Regions from separate parts of the Homo sapiens genome. Here all the other regions are linked to region 2. Evidence: chromatin contacts called from ENCODE Hi-C or POLR2A ChIA-PET data. All regions are on one chromosome and are shown on one strand. Each heading gives the region's core, a stretch centred on a gene start or an enhancer-like site at or near the end of the contact. The rest is flanking DNA. Distances are from core to core; before and after follow the strand shown.

The links. Hi-C counts contacts between places; a loop is a spot of excess contacts on that map. ChIA-PET counts read pairs that join two places held with the same protein, here RNA polymerase II (POLR2A). Pooled maps may share reads with other maps.
Region 1: a loop to region 2 is called in a pooled map, with 4 times the contacts of the local background. The contact joins the promoter of MFSD2A here to the promoter of NDUFS5 in region 2. A Hi-C loop is called at or near these places in 1 of 50 pooled maps. POLR2A ChIA-PET finds 5 or more read pairs at or near these places in 2 of 52 experiments (HEK293 and MCF 10A).
Region 3: a pooled map shows a loop between it and region 2 (4-fold over the local background). The contact joins the promoter of LINC02811 here to the promoter of NDUFS5 in region 2. A Hi-C loop is called at or near these places in 1 of 50 pooled maps. POLR2A ChIA-PET finds 5 or more read pairs at or near these places in 2 of 52 experiments (CD8-positive, alpha-beta memory T cell and HCT116).
Region 4: a pooled map shows a loop between it and region 2 (6-fold over the local background). The contact joins the promoter of LINC01685 here to the promoter of NDUFS5 in region 2. A Hi-C loop is called at or near these places in 2 of 37 single-sample maps with no recorded cell type and 3 of 50 pooled maps. POLR2A ChIA-PET finds 5 or more read pairs at or near these places in 2 of 52 experiments (BJ and OCI-LY7).

What each region holds. Positions count from the first base shown.
Region 1 is chr1:39,953,766-39,956,465 of GRCh38, forward strand. It overlaps MFSD2A (MFSD2 lysolipid transporter A, lysophospholipid), which reads left to right and starts at 1,380. Exons shown (of 14, transcript NM_032793.5): 1 at 1,380-1,620. The coding sequence starts at 1,528. RefSeq lists a silencer at 1,202-1,331.
Region 2 is chr1:39,024,958-39,027,657 of GRCh38, forward strand. It overlaps NDUFS5 (NADH:ubiquinone oxidoreductase subunit S5), which reads left to right and starts at 1,393. Exons shown (of 3, transcript NM_004552.3): 1 at 1,393-1,445. RefSeq lists enhancers at 1,225-1,474, 1,334-1,920, 1,921-2,506.
Region 3 is chr1:39,816,109-39,818,870 of GRCh38, forward strand. LINC02811 (long intergenic non-protein coding RNA 2811) reads right to left here and starts at 1,352. Exons shown (of 4, transcript NR_186710.1): 1 at 1,141-1,352. RefSeq lists enhancers at 635-1,630, 1,479-1,648.
Region 4 is chr1:38,473,854-38,476,648 of GRCh38, forward strand. LINC01685 (long intergenic non-protein coding RNA 1685) reads left to right here and starts at 1,343. Exons shown (of 3, transcript NR_146761.1): 1 at 1,343-1,971; 2 at 2,340-2,402; 3 at 2,534-2,631. The region is part of intron 2 of LOC105378657 (a long non-coding RNA gene); the gene reads right to left. RefSeq lists enhancers at 692-751, 782-891, 1,172-1,351.

The DNA.
Region 1 (2,700 bases), core at 130-2,629, 930 kb after region 2:
TGTCACACAGCTTGGAGTAATGGGGCCAGCCATTCCCTTTCCACAGTATTCAGTGCCTCACTTTGGCTCTCTTCTGCTCAGCAATGGCCAAGAGCTGTGTGCCCAGATGGGATCTGCTGGCGTATGAGGGAGCATGGTGTGACCATCCTGGGGCAGATAGACCTTATCTCTCCTCCCTGCAATCAGAGATTTAAAGAAAGGAAGAAGGAGGCTGACATTAAGGAGCACAGGAACCGGGTGGGTAGCCTTTGAGAGTTCCAGCAGCCCCTTCACTAATCAGAGAACTGGAAAGACCGGGGTGACATTGACATAAGGGACTCAGAGGTGGAACTAAAGACTGTTCTTTTCTGGCATCCGTGCCTGCCTTCTGTTCCAAACTAATGCCCTCCCATCTTCTTTTGAGGACCACATTTCTGGGCATTCTCTTTTTCAAAACTTTCCCTGTTTCAACCCTCAGTGCCTCTGGAGCCATGTATCTCCCAGGGCTTCTTGTTGGGAGACACATACACCCCATTCTGCCGTCTGTAATTTATGCTAAGAGGGATAGAGCAGGGCTGTTGAGAGCAACTGCTTTGGTATCGGACAAAACCTTTCAGGCCTGGCTCTGCTACATAACAGTTGCTTCACTTCTCCAAGTTTCCCCTTCCTGTGCTGTAAAATGGGGATAATAATAGTACCACCCTCACTTGGTGGTTTTTGAGGGCCGAAAGAGATCATATTAAGCATGGAGGAAGCTATCCATAAAAAGGCCACTGTTGTCATAGTGTACTAGCGGGCGTAGCCCCGGCTTCTCTCCACGACTTGGGAGCTCCCTTCTGGCAGGGGCAGCCACTGGATTGCCTCATCTTTCTCCCCATTGCCCGGATGCCAAGGGCAGGACGGGGGAATGGTGTGTCTTCGGGGATGAGAGAGAGGCATCAGGAGGGAAAGTGTCAGCGTACGTCCTCTAGGCTTGAAGAAGGAGAGAGGCCCTGACTCCAGATTTTAAAGTGGGCTTCAGAGCCCCTACCTTTCCTAGGCCTGGGGCTCAGAAGTCATGGGTGGTAGGCCCGACTCGGGGAGAGTCGGACCTTGGGGACCTCGGGGACCTCGGGCAGATCGGGGACCCCGGGCAGATCACTTTCAGCCTGGGGCCTCGGTTTCCTCGCGCGTGTCTGGGAGGTCTCGCGGCCTGCTTCTCGGATTGCTAGGAGCCAGCGCAGGCAGATGCCGGTTCCGGGGCTTGGAGAACGTGGCTCGGTGGCACAGAGCCGCCGGGCGAGGCGGGGGCAGGGAGGCGGGCGACGGGATTGGCTGGAGGCGGGGCAGCGGGGCTCGGGGATTGGCCGCAACCGAGAGGGCTGGGCAGAACTATAAGAGGCGCGGAGGGGGCGTGCAGCAGAGTGCGTTCCTCGTCTGCCAGCCGGCTTGGCTAGCGCGCGGCGGCCGTGGCTAAGGCTGCTACGAAGCGAGCTTGGGAGGAGCAGCGGCCTGCGGGGCAGAGGAGCATCCCGTCTACCAGGTCCCAAGCGGCGTGGCCCGCGGGTCATGGCCAAAGGAGAAGGCGCCGAGAGCGGCTCCGCGGCGGGGCTGCTACCCACCAGCATCCTCCAAAGCACTGAACGCCCGGCCCAGGTGAAGGTGAGGGCCCGGCACCCCGCGTGGAGGGCGAGGGGAGGGAGGAGGCGGAAATGGGGGATCAGGGGCGTCCCGGGGTCGGCCTGGTCAGGGGACCATTGGGATAGCCAGGGACAGGAAGCCTACGAGCCAGAGAGGACCTGGGGGTGCCCTGGGACAGGGGGTGACGGAGAAAAGCTGTGGGCGCCCTCGCCCCCCTTTGCTCACCCGCACTCCACGCTCTGCGGAGAGGCTCTGCCGGCAGCCCCATGTGATTCCCCGCTCTGCCTAGCCGGTTTCCATTCTTCCGTGTTGAGCGGCTGGGGCTTGCCGCCCCAAACCCCAGAGATGACCCCAGAAATCTGGGAAACTCCCCTTGGTTCCCCATCTCTCATCCCCTACCTCCCACTCCACCCACCTACTCTTGCGCCTCAACTCTGCTGTTAGGGCCGCTCAAGTTCATTCATAAGAACAAGAGCTCTGCTCTTAAAGGAGCCGCGTCCCTCAGGCATTTGTCTGAATGTGGATGTTCGCGCGGGAACGGTGCTTTGCGCATCGAGACCATCGACCACATCCCCAGCCCTGGGGACTTATTGAAGGACCAAATAAAATGAGGCGGCCCCCTAGGAAAGGATCTCAGGCAATAGATACCTTCGTGGGAGGTGACTGCCTTTTCCTTTTAATTTTATTAACTGATCTTTGGAAGGAGCTGGGTGAGCAATTATGCTGTTACTATGTATGAGTAATATCTACTTTCCCTGGGCAACCCAACCTCCCTAGTGCCCCACCCGGAGAGGGATCAGGCCTGAACCTGGAGGCCTTTCCTCCCGTCTCCAAGGTCCTCTAGGAGCTCAGGGGTGGAGGGCGATGGGTCGGGAAGCTGGAGAGTAGGACAGTTCCTGGGTCCGCCTGAAGCTCTGGCTGCCTATAGTGGTCAGGGATGCTCTGGGATAGGTGGAACAGCTGCGCCTGCAGCCAGCTGGGCCGGGCCCCCGTAGCTCTCTAGAGCTCTCACCAGGAGTAGGCAGGTGGATCCTGTCTCTGAGGCAGGGTGGGAGCCTGGGCTGGGCTCAGGCAGCTCTTGGCAGCAAGCGGATTTTCAGG
Region 2 (2,700 bases), core at 143-2,642:
ATATATGTTCTAGTATTTTCCTCCCATACCTCCAATGTATAATATCTCATGCACCCTGTGGTCCACCCCCCAAAGACATACACACAACACTTTAGAGTCTCTGATGTAGTCAAAGGGAGTCATTGGAGGTTCTGGAACAGATGACAGGCATGGTAGCAGTTGATTCACAAACTGAAAGCTGAGACATCAAAGAACTGCGACTGCCTTGGAATGTTTCCCATGTGCTAGCCACCGCCTCAGTGCTTTATACATAAATCAGTTAATCCCTATAGCAAGCCTCCATTGTGAATACCATAATTATCTTAACAGACGAGGAGACTGAGGCACAATGAAGTTAAGAAACTTTCCTAGAGTCACACGAAATTGGTGGGGGCCTACTTTTTTTTTTTTTTTTTTTTTTTTTTTTTTTTTTTTTTGAGACTGAATCTAGCTCTGTCGCCAGGCTGGAGTCCAGTGGCGCGATCTCACCTCACTGCAACCTCCGCCTCCCGGATTCAAGCGATTCTCCTGCCTCGGCCTCCCCCCACTAGCTGGGATTACAGGCACTCGCTGCCACACCCAGCTAATTTTTGTATTTTTAGTAGAGACAGGGTTTCACCATATTGGCCAGGATGGTCTCGATCTCCTGAGCTTGTGATCCGCCCACCTCGGCCTCCCATAGTGCTGGGATTACAGGCCTGAGCCACTGCGCCCGGCTGGGGGCCTACATTTGACCCCACGTGGTGGTTTGGGCTCATAGTCCATGTGCTTAACCACTAGTGGGTAGGCAGGGAGCCAGTGTTCTTTCTCTCCTGTGACTTTGGTGAAGTCTCTCACCACTCAGTGTTGTCGTGAGCATGCTAGGCAGAGTGCAAGAAAGGAGCAAGAACTCACTAATGGCTAGGCCTTCCCTGTGTCTCTGTAATTGATGGGTTTGGGTTTTTTTTCCTTTCTCTCTCTCTACCTCCTCTCTCTCTTCTTCATCCTCTCTCTCTCACTCTCCCCCTGAGATAAGGTCTTGCTCTGTTGCCAGGGCTGGAATGCAATGGAATGGTGTGATCATGGCTCACTACAGCCTCAATCTCCTGGGCTCAAGGGATCCTCCCACCTCAACCTCCTGAGTAGCTGGAACCACAGGCATGCACCACCTCGCCCGGCTAATTTTTTATTTTTTGTAGAGAGGGGAGTTTCGCCATGTTGCCCAGGCTGTTTTCGAACTCCTGGGCTGAAGTGATCTTCCTCCCTCAGCCTTCCAAGGTGCTGGGATTGCAGACGTCAGCCACCGTACCAGGCCAACGGGCTCGGTTTCTATGGTTTTGTGGGGAGACGGCTGAGGGAAGGTCGGCTTCCGGCGTCGCGCTGCAAACGTCTCGCTGAGGTCATCCTTTACGGCAGGCGTCCGCGTCGCTAGCTAGTCGTTCTGAAGCGGCGGCCAGAGAAGAGTCAAGGGCACGAGCATCGGGTAGGTAGGGGCTGCTTATGTCCGCGCGGCAGCTTAGCTTAAGGACCTTCCTTCCGAGGTCTCTTTAACAGATTTCCTCTTGGCTTGCTGTGTGTCCCCTTCTCCCAGACCTGAACTCAGGGCGTGTTCCCTGCCCTCCCAGGCCGCTTCACCTCCACAGCTAATGGCACCGAAGCCTGGAGATTGCCGCTCTCTCCACTTTCCACATTTGTTTAGGTTTTTGCCGGACTAATGTTTTGGCTTTCTGTTTCTTAACCTAAAGTCTACGATCCTTATCCCAGCTTTCCAGGCTCTGCGTGATTTCGGCCCCGCCGGCCTCCTGAGCTCATTTCATTCTTTTCACCGTCATGCACGCTGCGCTCCATTGTCCCCCAAACATAGCCAGCACTTCCGGCTGTAACTCCGGGCTGTTGCCCAACTGGAACACTCTGCCCACTGATCTTCACTTGGCGAACTCGCAAGCCATGTTAAAGGCATTTTCAAGTCTCCGGGCAGAGTTCGTGCTTCCTCCTTCGAGCTCTTACCCACTCGTGTTCCTTGCAGTGTATTCGCAATTCCGAGTGTGTGTCTCTGGTGCTTACGTTGGAGCTGCTTTCCCCCGCATCTGAGTGCCTGGAACGTAACTACTCAGTAAATGATGACTGAGGGATGGGAAGGAACTTAAGAAGTTAAATTCACCTTTTTGTTGAGATGGAGTTTCGCTCTTGTTGCCCAGGCTGGAGTGCAGAGTGGCGCGATCTCGGCTCACTGCAGCCTCTGCCTCCCGGATTCAAGCGATTCTCCTCCCTGAGACTCCCGAGTAGCTGGGATTACAGGCATGCGCCCCCACGCCCGGCTAATTTTGTATTTTTTTAGTAGAGAGAGGGTTTCGCCATGTTGGTCAGGCTGGTCTTGAACTCGCGGCCTCAGGTGATCCGCCCGCCTCGGCCTCCCAAGGTGCTGGAATTACAGGCGTGAGCCACTGCGCCCAACTAAATTCACCTTTAAATCTACCATGAGTACACATTTATATTGATATTTGTGGGTGTGCGCGCGCTTCCTTTCAGTCATTTTAGGCAGTCAGGGTTTGTTTTTGTGTGTGTGTTTTTACATTTAACATTATTATGTATTTGCATGTAAATTTTTTTCCCTACTGTCTGTAATAGTCTACAAAGTAAGTCTTAACCCATTTCTTTCGCTCTGGTTTTTTTTTTTTTTTGAGACAGGATCTCGCTTTGTTGCCCAGGATGGAGTGCAGTGGCCAGGTCATAGCTCACTGA
Region 3 (2,762 bases), core at 102-2,601, 790 kb after region 2:
ACCTTCTAAATGGCAGGTTATGATTTCCTAATATGCTGTGACAGAGCTGAACCCTCCATCCCAGCTGCAGGCACCTGCCTCTGTGGAGTGGCTACTCTAGGCTAGGTACTTCAGCATATTCTCTCTTTTCATCCTCCTGCAGTCCAATTTGGCAGATAAGGAAACTGAGGCCTAGGGAGGTTCTGGGCTCCTGCAGAGCTAGGGGAGGAGGAAGGAAGCAAAGACTAATCAGGCATCCCTTAATTGGACTTGCCTGGGAGGCAGGCACTGGGCCTGAGTAGAGGGTGCTGGGAGCTGAGTGTGGTCAGAATACAGGGAACAGAAAGGCTCAGGGTGACCAAGGCTGAATGGGGGTGGGGCAGGGTCCCTGAGGACAGGGCTGAAGCACTTGGACAACTGACTACAGTGGGGCATTTTCAGGTCTGGGCTTGTGGAGTGGACAGCTGAGGTCCCTGAGTGGGGGCACAGGATGGCTGGAGGGGTTGGGGAGAAGGTGGTGAACCTTGGAGGAATCCAGGAGGGAGATGATGTGACGTCATCTAGGGATGCAGGGGGTGCGAGAGGGGCAAGAAGCAGCAGCACTTGGTGACTGATGGGATATAGAGGTTAGGGAGAAGGCGGGGTGAGAGTGATGACTAACATTTATTGGACACTTTGTATGTGCGTGGCTCAGTAGCAAGTGTTTCCCATTTGTCACAGCACTTAATCCTCAAAACATCCTAATAGTGTTGGTTCTATTGTCACCCCCATCTAACAGATGGGGACTGTGACTCAGCGGTGAGAGTCTTAGCAGAGGTCACAAGCCAGTCCTCAAGTCCCTGGGAACCACTTGGTTCCCACCGTCATCTCCCCCGAGATGCTAGGCTGTTTGTGTCCACCAGGGGGCAGAGAGAGGCCGGGAATTTGAACGGGACCCACGTTTTCCTGCGCTTCCCTTAGCCTTGGCTGTGGTCAGAGATCTTGGTGATCAAGGAGTCTGACCCCCTAGTTCTCACTTTACCATAGGGTAAGCTGAGGCCCATGGAGGGACAGTGACCAGCTCAGGTGGTAGAACCAATCAGAGGCGGACGTGGGCCAGAGCCCAAGACTCCAACCCCCCAGCAGCTTAGACCCCAACCCTGGATCAGGTCACCCCAGCACCTGGGGGGTGGCAGCGGCGACGGGGGCCATGGATTCCGGCCCCAGCCTGTGAATTCCACAGACACCGCGGCTCCACACAACCCACACCCCACTGCACACAGAAAGGATACGGCTGACGCTTCGTGAGCGATGCTGGTTGTCACCAAGTCACTGGTGAAACTGGGAGAGCGCCCCTGGTGAGACGGTGTGAGGATTCATGCAAAGCACGTGACAGAGGGAGTTTCAGGAAGTGAAGCTGTCCTGTGTTGCTGCTGTTTTATTAGTAACAGCAAGCTGCCCAGGCCCACACGAGGCAGGTGTGTCTCATGAGTGTTCTACGGGAGAGGAAGTGAGGCTTAGAGGCCCAAGCCAGGAGTGGAGGAGCTGCGGCTACGGGCTACGGTGCCCATGCCCACACCTGCCTCAGGAGCGCCCTCTTCCTTTGGATGATTCTTTTTTATAGACAGGGTCTTGCTCTGTCGCCCAAGCTGGAGTGCGGTGGTGCAATCATGGCTCCCTGCAGACTTGACCTCTTGGGCTCAGCTTCCCAAGTATCTGGACTACAAGCATGCACCACCACACCTGGCTGATTTTTAATTTTTTTGTAGAGATAGGGTCTTGCTATGTTGCCCAGGCTGGTCTTGAACTCCTGGACTCAAGTCCTCCTGCCTTGGCCTCCCAAAGTGCTGGGATTACAGGCGTGAGCCACCATGCCCACCCAGCCTGGATGATTCTTTTAGTCCGTCATTCATCCCATGAGCATTTGTGCCACATGTGCTCTGAGCCTGGTTCTGTGGTGGGCACTGGTGCCACCCTGGGCCCTGAGGTGCATGAGGGGGCGGAACAAATGGAAATTGAGGCAGGCTAGGCCTAGAGCCTGTGGGCTTCCTGGGACTGGGCACTGAGCAGTGAGCTCGGGAGACAGAAGGCTGAGCCCAAGGCTGTGGGCTTGTGCCACCTCTGCCTAACCAGGGTTTGTTTACCTTCCACCCAGAATCACATAATGGAGGTCCGTTCCTCCCCTGCACAGCATCCTGCCCTCAGGATAGCCTCAGGGCTACCCACACAGATGGGAGCTGCCTCATCTGGGGCCACTCCAGGGCCGGGGGTTCTGCTGGGAAGAAGGCTCCTACATCCTTGCCCCGCTGTCTGAAGCTGGTTTGGGCCAGTGAAGAGGAGCCTTCCCTGGCCGAACTCCTTTTGTCAGCCCAGGGAATATCCAGGTCAGGGGGTGGGGTTTGGCCTGGGGATCAGGGGCCCAGGGTCATGTTTGGGATTATCCTAACAGGCATTGCACCTGCATAAGACAGTGCAGGATGGGTCTGCACAAGACCATATAGAGGAGAGGTGAGCGGGGTTGAAGGCCAGTCCACACCCTGCTCCACTTGGCACTGCTGGGGGCTGGAGCAGGGCTGTATCAGCCTAGAGGAAACAGGTTCTTATTTCTGAGTCATCATGAGCACCACATAGGTTGGCAGTGCCCTGATGGCAACAGTCCCTAAAGCGCAGGGGTGGAGCAAGGCTTGATGTTGGCCTGGAGCTCCAGGGCCAGTTGCTATTTGAATGAAAGAGTTGCAGCAAGCTGGTCTTTTCCCCAAACCCATGGCCCTCAGGTGTTGCTCAGGAGAAGGAGGGATGGAATT
Region 4 (2,795 bases), core at 93-2,592, 550 kb before region 2:
GCACGACATTGTGAACATAATACCACTAAACTGTATATTTAAAATGGTTAAGATGATAAATTTTGTTGTGTGTATTTTATCCCAATCTAAAAAAGTATCAGTTCCTTCTCTATTAATTTCTATGATGAAACCTCTCAGAGCCCGGAATGGCCCCTTGCATCTAGCATGCATCAATAAATGCGTAAGCGGACGGATGACCAGATCCAGAGTTGGAAGTTACCTTTGGTGAAACCCTCTACCCAGCCTGAATCCTTCCAGGTTGTAGGACACTCACTACCTCTCAAAGCATGTCATTTCTTCTTCATTAGAAAATTCTTCTTCATGCCACCTTTAAGCTGAAATATGACTTCCCTGTAATATTTCCCCTTCCTCGGTGATCATAGCTCTGCCTTCCAGGCCCAGAAAGAACAGGTCAAATTTCTACCTCATCTGACCACCTTCATGCAATAAAAGACAGAGCTCTGTGCACTTGGAGAGTTAAAGCCTCACCCCAAATGCATCTTCCCGGCAGAGAGACAGTCCTTTTGCAGTTAAATCACACTGAAAATCCTCAAGAGGAATATCTGTTTCTGGTTCATTCCAGAGATGCACTAAATGGCAAGAACATGGAGGCAACACATGGACCCGATGGAGTCTCCTTGTGGGAGGGGACTCCCATCTTTGAAGAACAAGAACTATTTATCTAGGAATAGAGAAATCTCTGAGTGAGACACCACCTGTCTTGAAGATGATTCTATGGCAGAGGAAGCCTTGTTTTGGGTCTAAGTCCATAGTATATACGTTACAGCAAAGCAGATTTCAACTCAATTATTTAAAAAAGACTGTAGAACTGCAAGTGCATAAAAACTCATAGAATAGTAGTAACTGTAGGAATCATTACTATTAGGCCCCAGCTTGAACTTCATTGCCCCTTTGAATTCAGGAAATAAATAAGCACATGTACACATACGCACACCCCATATGTCACACCAGGCATTGTGGCGCCATCCATGACTGACACTAAACATTCTAGAAGTATTTCTGTTTTCATGCAGATACACACAGCACAGCTAGTTTCAAAATTAAACCACAATGAAAACTGTCACTACTGACAAGGAACTATGCAAAGACCTTCGGTCTCAGGCCCTTGCTCACTCAGGAGTACCTTGAGACCTGTTTCTTCCTGTTCAGCTGCAGTCACGGTTCTAACCTGGTTCTTCTCACGGCTGGTATCCTCTGACCTTTTATGTCTTGGCAATGACTTCCATGCATTTTGGCAGTGACTGCCTGAATCTCTGATTCAACCCTGATCGCAGCCTCTCGGGCTTTCTCGCTCCTTTAATTCTTTCCGCGGATGGCCACGGCTTTTGCCGCCTGTACCCTTCCTGGAGCAACCCGTGCTTTTGAAAAATGACCATGCCGAAGGGGAACTAACACTCCCAGCCTGGTGCGGGTCTTGTCAATCTGATTTTTAAATGATGGAGGAGGAGGTTTGAGGACAAAGCTCATGGTGGCATTACCACTATCAGGGACGCTGCAAAGATCAAGTGAAAAGGGGAAAAGGCTCTTCTCAATGTGAGCACATTCACAGGCTCTGAGAACAGAGAGGTATTTAAAGTGAACTGGAACAAACCTGCAACATCCGGTGCGTTCTGCCTTCAAAAATAGCTGCCAGTTAGAAAGGGTTATTTACATATTGATTTCATGCTAACTTTGTAATGGAATGTGCTGCCTGCCTGCCTGCCTGAGACCTAACAACTGTCATCATAATTTTTTCTAAAAATACAGTCAGAGAAAAACACTCATTGAACCCTCCACTGGAAAGTAGCTGCAAAAGACCCCCTGATCCCAAACCTGCTTGACAGACCACAGCCAAGGGCAGGGACACTCAACAACTGTAAACGAGGAACATTTCACAGCGGCAGCTGGCCCCTCTCTTCTTCCAACCAGCCAATATTTTTTGTCTTTCTAGAAAACCTGTCTTGTTCAAAGGTAAGAGTGCTGGGGAGTGGGGGGATGCCTCCCTGGAGCAGAGCAGCCTTTGTAGAAACTCCAGCTGGCCTCTCTTCAGAAATAATGGATGGAAAAGGGGCCCGAGTGGCCCACCAGCACCAGCGCTCCACCCTGGGCGCATTTCTGCCACGGTTTCTCCTGGCATCTCTCTACCAAGGATCCCCACTTCTCGCCCCTCCTAATAGCCAGCTTCTAGTGATTCTCACTTGGACTTTTTCCGAACCCATCCCCAACTCACCCCACCCCCACCCCCAGGTTTGTCTCTGTGGATCCCACAGAGCTGAGCCCAGGCAGTTCTGTCGTCGTTCCCCAGTGCAATATTAGCAATTTAAATGCCTCTTTGCCAGGCCTGATGGAGCTGATTCGGTTGTGATCCTGGGCATATGGATGGCATATTTGCTGCGAGCTAGGTGAGACGCGTCCCAGAAGGACCGCTGCCAGCCCCCGCAGCCGCCTTCTCCTGCTCCCGGGAGGCTGGGGCTGGCCGCGGAGCAGCGAAACCGGCCGGATCCAGGGTAACTGCGGCCCACTTTGTTTTCAGCCGGCCCCCGCTGCTGCGGACAAATCTTTCATTCATGAACAGGAGCTTGTTAGGCCAACTCCGGACTCTAAAGCCACTTAATTAAATTGTGGAAAGTCGCTTGGTCCCGGTGGGAAATTTGCACACAAAGACCCGGGGTCCGCGCCCCCCCCACCCAGGAGCGCCGCCACAAAACCGGGCCTGGCCTCCCCCCGGCCCGCGCCCCTGCCCCTCCGCTCCCCGCGCCCTCTCCACCGCCGCAGCCGCAGCGAAAGCGGCGCCC